2 separate regions of the Homo sapiens genome follow, and region 2 is linked to region 1. Evidence: chromatin loops called from intact Hi-C (ENCODE). Cell type or tissue: heart left ventricle. All regions are shown on one strand. Links, peaks and the distances in the headings refer to the core of each region. The heading gives the core; the rest is flanking DNA.

Region 1 (4,333 bases), core at 123-4,122:
GTCTTTAAAAGTGTCTCAGCAATGTTTTATTGTTTTAAATGTATAAGTCTTAAATATCTTTTATCAGATGTATCCCTACATATTTTATATTTTATGATGCTATTGTGAATAGTATTTTTTTAGAAGTCCAACTTAACGATTGTTTATTGCAAGCATATAAGAATACAATTGATTTTTATATATTGGTCTTTTATTCTGCAATCTTGCTAAATTCACTATTTTTAGAGTGGTGTTAGAAGACAGCAGAGAGAAAACAGTGGTTCAACCTATCCTGTTTAACCAAAAGTTGAGATTTTTTATGTTCACTTTTATCCTCTTTTTAGGGTTGAAAATTACACACATTATATTTTTCTTACTTTAGTGGCCATCTTTTAAAATTGACATGGATAGTTGACAAAATCTGAATTTAATCAGTATTTCTCTCCTCTTCCTAAACAATATGAAAGCTTTGAAAGCTTAAACTCTGACCACTCTGTCTATCTTACATGTTATTGATGTTAAGTATTATAGTTCCACCTTGCTTTTATATTCTTGACATTAGTTACGATTACTGTTTTATCCTGTCAGTGCTCATTTAGATTTTCCCAGATTATTACTAATGACTTTGTTCACTATTTTATTTTGCATTGTCAATCTTGGTTATGGATTCAGTTTTCTTCATAACACACATTTTTTTCATAATTATTTGTCAGAATTATTAGTGGGACACTCTTTGTTGGAAAATGCCTTTTTTTACCCTCATTCTTGAGTTATAATTTAGCTGTTTCTCTCAACATTTTGGATAGATTGGTCTTCTGTTTTCTGTCTTTTAAAAAGATTTCTCTTTGATGTTTTGCAATTTCTTATGATGTGTTGAAATGTGGATTTATTTTTATTTACCCTACTTAGGGCATGTGCTTCCTGAAGGCGAGTTCTATGTGTTTCATCTATTCTAGAAAATTTATAGCTATTATCTTTTCTAATGTTGCCTTCTCACTTTTCTCTCTGTTTTCTATCTTTTGATCTGTGGTTCCATGTACATAGGACCTTTTGCTCTTTCTTCTAAGTCTCTTACTCTCTTATTTTATTTTTAATCTGTTTTTTGTTTGTTTGTTTGTTTGAGACAGGGTCTCACTCTATAGCCCAGGCTGAAATGCAGTAGAGTGATCATGGCTTGCTGCAGCCTCAACCTCCTGGGCTCAAGTGATCCTCCCACCTCAGCCTCCTAAGTAGCTGGGACCACAGGCGTGAGCCGCCATGACCGGTTAATTTTTGTATTTTTTGTAGAGATGGGGTTTCACTATGTTGCCCAGGCTGGTCTCGAACTCCTGGACTCAAGCGATTTACCCATCTTGTCCTCCCAAAGTGATGGGATTATTGATATGTACCACTGTGCCCTGCCTTATTTTTAATCTTTTTATCTCTCAAGCTACATTGTAGCTAAGCTCCTTAGATCATTTCCAATTTAGTTACTCGCTCTTCACCCATGTTTAGTTTGCTGTTTAAAACTTACCAAGTTTTTAATTTCAGTGACCATATTTTTGGCTTTTAGAAAAACCATTTCATTATAGTCCAAATCTGCTTGTTGATTTTTGATTGTGTTTTATACTAATGTTTTAAATTGCTATTCTTGGCCCTTGTCTAATGTCATTTTCTTATATGCTCAGCTATGCATTAAGCAGGACTTCATTATTATTATCTTTTTTGTATTTTATGTGGAACTTGTAGGTATTTTGTAGCAGGAAGGTTTTCTGGTTATCTGAACCATGATAATGAAAAAAAAAAAAGTGTCTCATTGGTTTTTTCAAACTTTCTCCTCCAGAGAAATTCTGCTTTGTTCACAGCATCAAATGTTGCTTGGAGTTCTAAAACTTCCATTGTTCTTTGTATGTGAAGCATGCTGGGATGCCTGGGCGGTGGAGTGTTACTTCACATTAAATTGTGGGCTCCTTTACGGTCAGCAACTGTGTTTCCTGTATCTCATGTGTCCTGGCAGGGTACTTGCCACGTAGTCAGTGCCTGATAAACAGTTGGCTGATTTCCTTATTTGACTTTTGCTTTAGAGCCAGACGCCTCGCTAGCAGAGATGCACACGTTTTTTTGTTTTGTTTTTTTTTTTTTTTGAGATGCAGTCTCGCTCTGCCGCCAGGCTGGAGTGCAGTGGTGCAATCTCGGCTCGCTGCAAGCTCCGCCTCCCGGGTTCAAGCGATTCTCGTGCCTCAGCCTCCCGAGTAGCTGGGATTACAGGCGCGCACCACCACGCCCAGCTAATTTTTGTATTTTTAGTTGAGACGGGGTTTCACCATGTTCGCCAGGATGGTCTCGATCTCTTGACCTCGTGATCCACTCGCCTCGGCCTCCCAAAGTGCTGGGATTACAGGCGTGAGCCGCCGCGCCCGGCCCGAGATGCACATGTATTTTTAAAGAGTTCCATTGATAACTGAGTTTCTCCTGACCAGAAGGTGGACTGTGGCCTAGGCATGGCAGTGCCTCCTGATTGGCTTTGGAAGCTCAGCTCCATCTGTGGTCCGTTATTCTTAAAAGTGGCCACTAGAGGGTGAGAATGAGCCACAGCACAGCAAAGTCCTGTTTTAACCTTCAGAACAGCTGGAGGACGGTCAATTCAAACACACTAGAGAGCACCTATCATGTGCCAGGTACTGTGCCAAGCCCTCCCTGCCTTCCAGGACCTCATAAATGGCCAGTGGCCCCTCACATATAGACACAACTCTTGTACAAGGCAGAATGGAATGTGCACAAAGAGGTACAATCCCAACTCCTAGATCTAGGGGGTCTCAACAAGGAGGAACTGTGGGTGGCTTTCCTGTAGAACTCAGATTGGTCAGTCTGTGAGAAGGAAACTTACAGGACCTGCACCATCCACCCTCTCAGTCTCAGTCTCACCCACCTCTTCATACACCTGTTTCATGTGCATATGGCTTTACTGTTGCCTGCCAGAGACCACCCAGGCTTTGCAGTAGACTATTTGCATAACCCTGGACTAACCACTCTCTAATCTTTAATCTCTTTATTTAGGGATGATAATATCAAGTCCTTTCTACCTCATAGGATTGTGTCAGATTTAAGCAAAGTAATGAAGATCAAAGTACTTTTGAAAATTCATAAGTGCCATATATTTATGAAGCTTTAAAATAATTGTTAATATAAATTTCCCTAAAATGCCCTCAGAGTCTAGGAAGTTTGGGTGCACCATGGGCATTTACTGAATTAACTAGAATGTACACTCTTCCAGAAGAGGAGACCCACAGTAAGCCGAGGTATACCAGGCAGTTTCGGACAAATCTGAGAGCCAGGAAACAGCAGTGTCATTAAAGTGTTGGGCTGAACATTGTGCTCTGACACTCTCTGGGGAGGTGTCAGCCTGGCATCCAAGAAGGGTGGCCCTGTGGGAGGGTTATGCTCCAGACTGTGGAGAGGGGCACTTTCCTTTTCCGGGCAGGGACCCTGAGGAAGAGGAGATTAAGAATGGGTGTGGTATGATGCTGCTCTAACCCCTGAGATAAGCTTCCGAGAAGAAAAGCCACTGTCACTCACTTTTCAGGACCAATAAAGGAACTGAATGGTAGAGAGAGCTTTGCCATCTTCTCTCATGCTTGAGGAAAGGAGACTGACCCCTTCTCAAGGTGATGGGAGACTTAAAGTGCCTGTTCATGATTGGTGGCATGAGAGGGGAGGAGGAAAGACTGGAAATGTCAGTCACCATGCTTATCGCCTGCTGCGCCAAAGAACACCCCAGCGAGATCCTTAGGGCCATTTTCTTTCAGAGTCTATTTTAAAAATGTCTTTATTGATTTGATCAAACTGGTGTTTTTAAAACTTCAGTTAAGGTGAGCTTTCCATGCACACACATTGGTGTGTGTGTGTATGTGCATGTGTCAGGGGGCTGCTGGGGTGGGAATGGGGACCAAAGAGAGACTATTTTTAGAATAGCATTTCCTCTGAGGGGGTTTTAACCTGTTCTCTGCTGTTTTATGTTAGAGATTTATTTGATCATGCAGTCAACAACAGCACCAACAGCACCATCTGGTTTGCTAATAGATATTTTTTTTTTTCTGTTTCAGCCTTTATTTTAGAATTGGGGGTACCTGTGCAGGTTTGTTACAAAGGTATATTGTGTGATGCTGAGGTTTGGGGTATGACTGAATCCATCACCCAGGTAGAGACCATAGTACCCAATGTGTAGTTTTTCAGCCCCTGCGCCCCTCCCTCAGTCCCTCCTCTAATATTCCCCAGTGTCTGTTGTTGGCATTTTTATGTCCATGTATATGCAATGTTTAGCTCCCACTTATAAGTGAGAACATGTGGTATTTGGTTTTCTGTTTCTGTGTTACTT
Region 2 (4,333 bases), core at 230-4,229, 380 kb after region 1:
ACATTCTAATTGGAGAATCTCCAGAGAAAATAAGAGGAGAAGATTTGAAGATAGCAGTAAGTATAGACTACTCAGGTGTTCTGAAGAGGAGCAAAGAAGTGGGGAAATACCTGGAGGGCCACATGTGGACAAGAGATTTTTTTTCAAGATCAGATAGCATATTTGTGTGCTGATGAAAATGAGGAAGTAGAGGACAAATAGAGGAGTAGGAGACAGAATGGTCATTTCTTTGGCCTGAAGGAGATGGGTTCTGGAGTAGGGGTTGACCTTGAATGGCAGGACAGAAAATACATCCATGGTAACAGGAGTCAAGGCAGAGCATACTGGCCTAGATGCAGGTAGTGGGGTAGATGCAGAGGTGAAAGTTTGTGGATGTGCTTTTCTGGTGGCTTCTCTTTTCTCAGGAAAATAGAAAGGAAGGTCATCAGGGGAAGGTTAGGGAAGGGAAATAGACTAAAGAGATGACCCTCTTGTGGTGTGGCCACTGATGAACAGGAGCTGAGACCTGAAGACCTATCTCAAAAGACAGTGAACAGGGAGGGCACGGTGGCTCACACCTGTAATCCCAACACTTTGGGAGGCCAAGGTGGGTGGATCACTTGAGGTCAGGAGTTCGAGACCAGCCTGGCCAACATGGGCAAACTCCATCTGTACTAAAAATACAAAAATTAGCCAGGCATGGTGGCACGTAGGAGGCTGAGGCAGGAGAAATATGGCGTCCAGCAGCCATCCCACCTGAGGAAATTCTCCTCTCATTGCCAAACAATTAGGGTACCCAAGATTGACTTGTAGAAAGAGAGCTAGTGATAGTCCTTATGGTTGTTTCTTACTAAATACCTGTTTAATCAGCACAATTAACCTGTTCCCTAAATTAGTACACACAACCACCCATGAAATTAGCAATTACTGTCCTCATTATTATGCCCGTTTACAGAGGAGAAAACTGAGATTCAGGGTGTTTCAGAAATTTATTCAAATTCTTATAATTAGTGTATCAGCTATGATCAGATTAGGCTGTCCAGAGGTGGTTTGGTGGCTTTGCTTCCTGAGGTCCTTGGAACCCGGGCTCCTTGTATCTCTTCATCTTGTGTGTGGCCTTTATTCACCCATTACCTGGTAGTCCAAGATGGCTGCTCAAGCTGCAGTCATCATGTTCCCTAACCATTCTGCAAAGAGGAAGAGATGAAGAAGGGAAAAGACATTTCACCTGTCTTTGGGGAAGGTTTCTGGAAACTTCCATTTGGCATTCTGTATACATCTTATTGTCCTGAGATTAGTTCCATGACCACATGTGGCCACATATAATGCAGAGAAATGTAAATTTTATTTTGGATGGCATAGTCCCAACTAAATTTCCATTATAATGCACTAATGTATGGAGATTCCCTACTCAGGGGACTTGTATTCTCTGTCAGTGTCATTACACTTAATCACTTAACTGCCTTGCCTTCTCACCTCTCCCTGATTCCCAATGCTCATGTCTCAGAATTTGCTTCTCTATTCCTATTCACTAACTGTTGAGTCCCAGAATCCAGTAAAAAATTTGTCATTGCCTTTTGAGGGAGGTAACAATTCAGTAAAATGAGCAAGAACTTTGAAGCCAAATAGACTTGGCTTCAAATCTAGGCTTAAGTACCTACTGCCTCTATCAACGTGAGAAAGATACTTAAATCCTCCGACCTCCTGTTGCCTGCCAATTGATAAAATTAAACCTAATTTACAAGGCTGAGGAGAGAATGAAGTGAGGTAATATATATGACTGTATTTGACATCTGTGGTTTCTCAAGGCATCTATGTCCTTCTTTTCCCTGGTGATCTAGTTAATGGAGAGGCTCAGTGAATCCAGAGACCCTCCGTGGTGGGCATTTGCTGATTGCTAACTAGCATCCTGCCCCTCCTCTGCCTGCCTAACAGCATCCAGATTTTGGATTCTGTAGGATTATAATCTCTCTCCTCCATTATGTAGTGGCCATGGAATCTGGAGGGGGTTGACACCCTCTCCTGCCCCTTACCAGCTCTGGGGGAGACTTTGATTGATGAAAGTGTCTTTGAGAGCAGAGGGGCAATGTTATTCTTTTACATTCAAGTTTCTCTCAGGCATTTAAAACATCACCGGAGTAATTGATTAAGCAGTTGATTGAATGGGTCTTGGGGAAACACTGGGCTTGTGGAGGGAATTTCCAGGGAAAAGCTGTGTCTGACACTGTTGTGAATGAGCCAGCAGCGGAGCCAGTCAACCGTGGCCGCTGTGGCCTGGTGATTATCACGTTGGTATGTTCTAATATGACAGCTGGGAATCTCACCAACCAGACCCACCTGATCAGCAATGAAGTGTTTCTATTCTAATCATCTTTTGGGACTGTGGCTGGCATCAAGCATTGGAACAAAAAGTGCTTCTCGGGCATCTGCCTTTTATTAGTGAAATCCATTCCTGTATGAAGGCTTATTCTTCTCATGGCAGAGAAGTGATGTCTTTTACAAAGGTGGTTTGCCTATCTTTGCTCTGCCTGCCGGCTTTATAGAGTTCTGGGTTCATACTAGAGGCCTTTTGAACACCCCAGGTCATGCTTGGTTTAAAGAATCTTACCTTCACTTCTGGTCTGGTTGCTGTGGTCTAGAAGCAGACCTGCCTTAGACTTTCAGCAGATGGAAGAAAGGAAGGAAACTAATTGTGATTGTGCACTGGCTCCATCATGACCTTGGACAAGACTCTTCTGTGAAATGAGGGAAGTAAGACCTCCCCTTCAGTATTTTGGAGAGGAATAAATGAGATATGTGTTTAATATACTTAGTATAATCTGGCGCTTAGTAAAGACTTAATCAAATACTGGCAGTGATTATTATCAAACTCATGAGCACAATGGTTGGCATAAAGCCACCCCTCCATGAATGTTGGCTATTATTATTATTATTATTATTACTCTTCATATTATTATTTTGAAGACTATTTTTATAGCAGTTTTAGGTTCACAGCAAAACCAACTGGAAGGTCCAGAGCCTGTAACCCTCTTCGTCCCCATGTATACACAGCTTCCCCTACTACCAATATCCCACACCACAGTGGTACATTTTTTACAAAAATGAACCTACATTGACCCATTATTATCACATAAGTCCATAGTTTTTATTAGAGTTCACTCTTGGTGTTGTACATTCTACAGATTTGACAGGTATATAATTACATGTAACTGCCATTATAATATCAAGCAGAATTCTTTTACTGCTTTAAAAATCCTCCGTGCTCCTGCTACTCATTCTTCCCTCCCCTCAACACCTGACAACAACTGATCCTTTCTGCCTTTTTTAGAATGTCATATTGTTTGAATCATACAGCACATAGCCTTTCCAGATTGGCTTCCTTCACTTAGTAATATGCATTTAAATTTTATCCATGTGTTTTCATGGCTTGATAGCTTTTTTAAAAACTTCTGAATAATATATCATTGTTTGGATGCACCATAGTTTATTTAACCATTCACCTACTGAATGACATTTTGGTTGGTTACAAGTTTTGGCAATCACGAATAAAGCTACTATTAATATCTATGAGCAGATTTTTGTGTGAACATATGTTTTTAATTCATTTGAGTAAATATCAATGATCATGACTGTCAGATTATATGGTAAGTATATTTAATTTTGCAAGAAATTGCTAAATTGTTTTCCAAAGTGGCTGTACCATTTTTCATTCCCATCAGCACTGAATGAAAGTTCCTGTTGCTCTGTATCCTCACAACATTTGGTATTGTCAGGGTTGTAGATTTTGTCATTCTAGTAGGTGGTATCTCATTGTTGCTTTAATTTGCGTTGTTGCTCCAATTACATATGATTTTGGGCATCTTTTCATATGCTTATTTGCCACCTGTATATCTTCATTGGCAAGGTATCTATTCAGGCCTTTTGCCTATTTTTTAATCAAGATGTTGGTTTTCTTATTGTTGAGTTTTAAGAGAGCTTTGTATATTTTGGATAACAGCACTTTATCAGATATGTCTTTTGCAAATATTTTCTCCCAGTCTGTGGCTTGTCTTCTCATTCTCCTGACAATATCTTTTGCAAAGCAGAAGTTTTTAATTTTAATGAAGTCCAGCTTATCAATTATCTCTTTCATGGACTGTGGCTTGGTGTTGGACCTAAAAAATCATCACCACATCTAGGGTCATCTAGGTTTTCTTCTATGCTATCTTGTAAGTGTTTTATGGTTTTGCATTTTACATTCATGTCTGTGATCCATTTTGAGTTAAATGCAGGAAAAGCTTTTTTTGAGTGGTATAAGGTGTGGCTAAATTCTTCTTCTTCTTTTTTTTTTTTTTTTTTTGCATTTGGATGTGTA

Evidence for each region. Peaks named below come from ENCODE experiments on the same cell type or tissue, not always from the same donor. Only the 100,000 strongest peaks of a DNase experiment are listed, where the experiment ranks them.
Region 2: a loop joins it to region 1, with 2.5 times the contacts of the local background. A loop is called at or near these places in 2 of 110 quality-filtered maps.

What each region holds. Positions count from the first base shown.
Region 1 is chr1:165,922,342-165,926,674 of GRCh38, forward strand. No RefSeq gene overlaps it. Among named protein-coding and RNA genes, the nearest start is that of MIR3658, 17 kb to the left of the region's middle. In heart left ventricle, for the core only: a CTCF peak has its summit at 2,534 (motif pointing right); no DNase peak of the experiment used is centred there.
Region 2 is chr1:166,305,760-166,310,092 of GRCh38, forward strand. The region is part of intron 1 of LOC112268276 (a long non-coding RNA gene); the gene reads left to right. Among named protein-coding and RNA genes, the nearest start is that of FAM78B, 140 kb to the left of the region's middle. RefSeq lists an enhancer at 1,070-1,746. In heart left ventricle, for the core only: no CTCF peak of the experiment used is centred there; a DNase peak (open chromatin) is centred at 2,252; H3K27ac peaks cover 1,865 bases.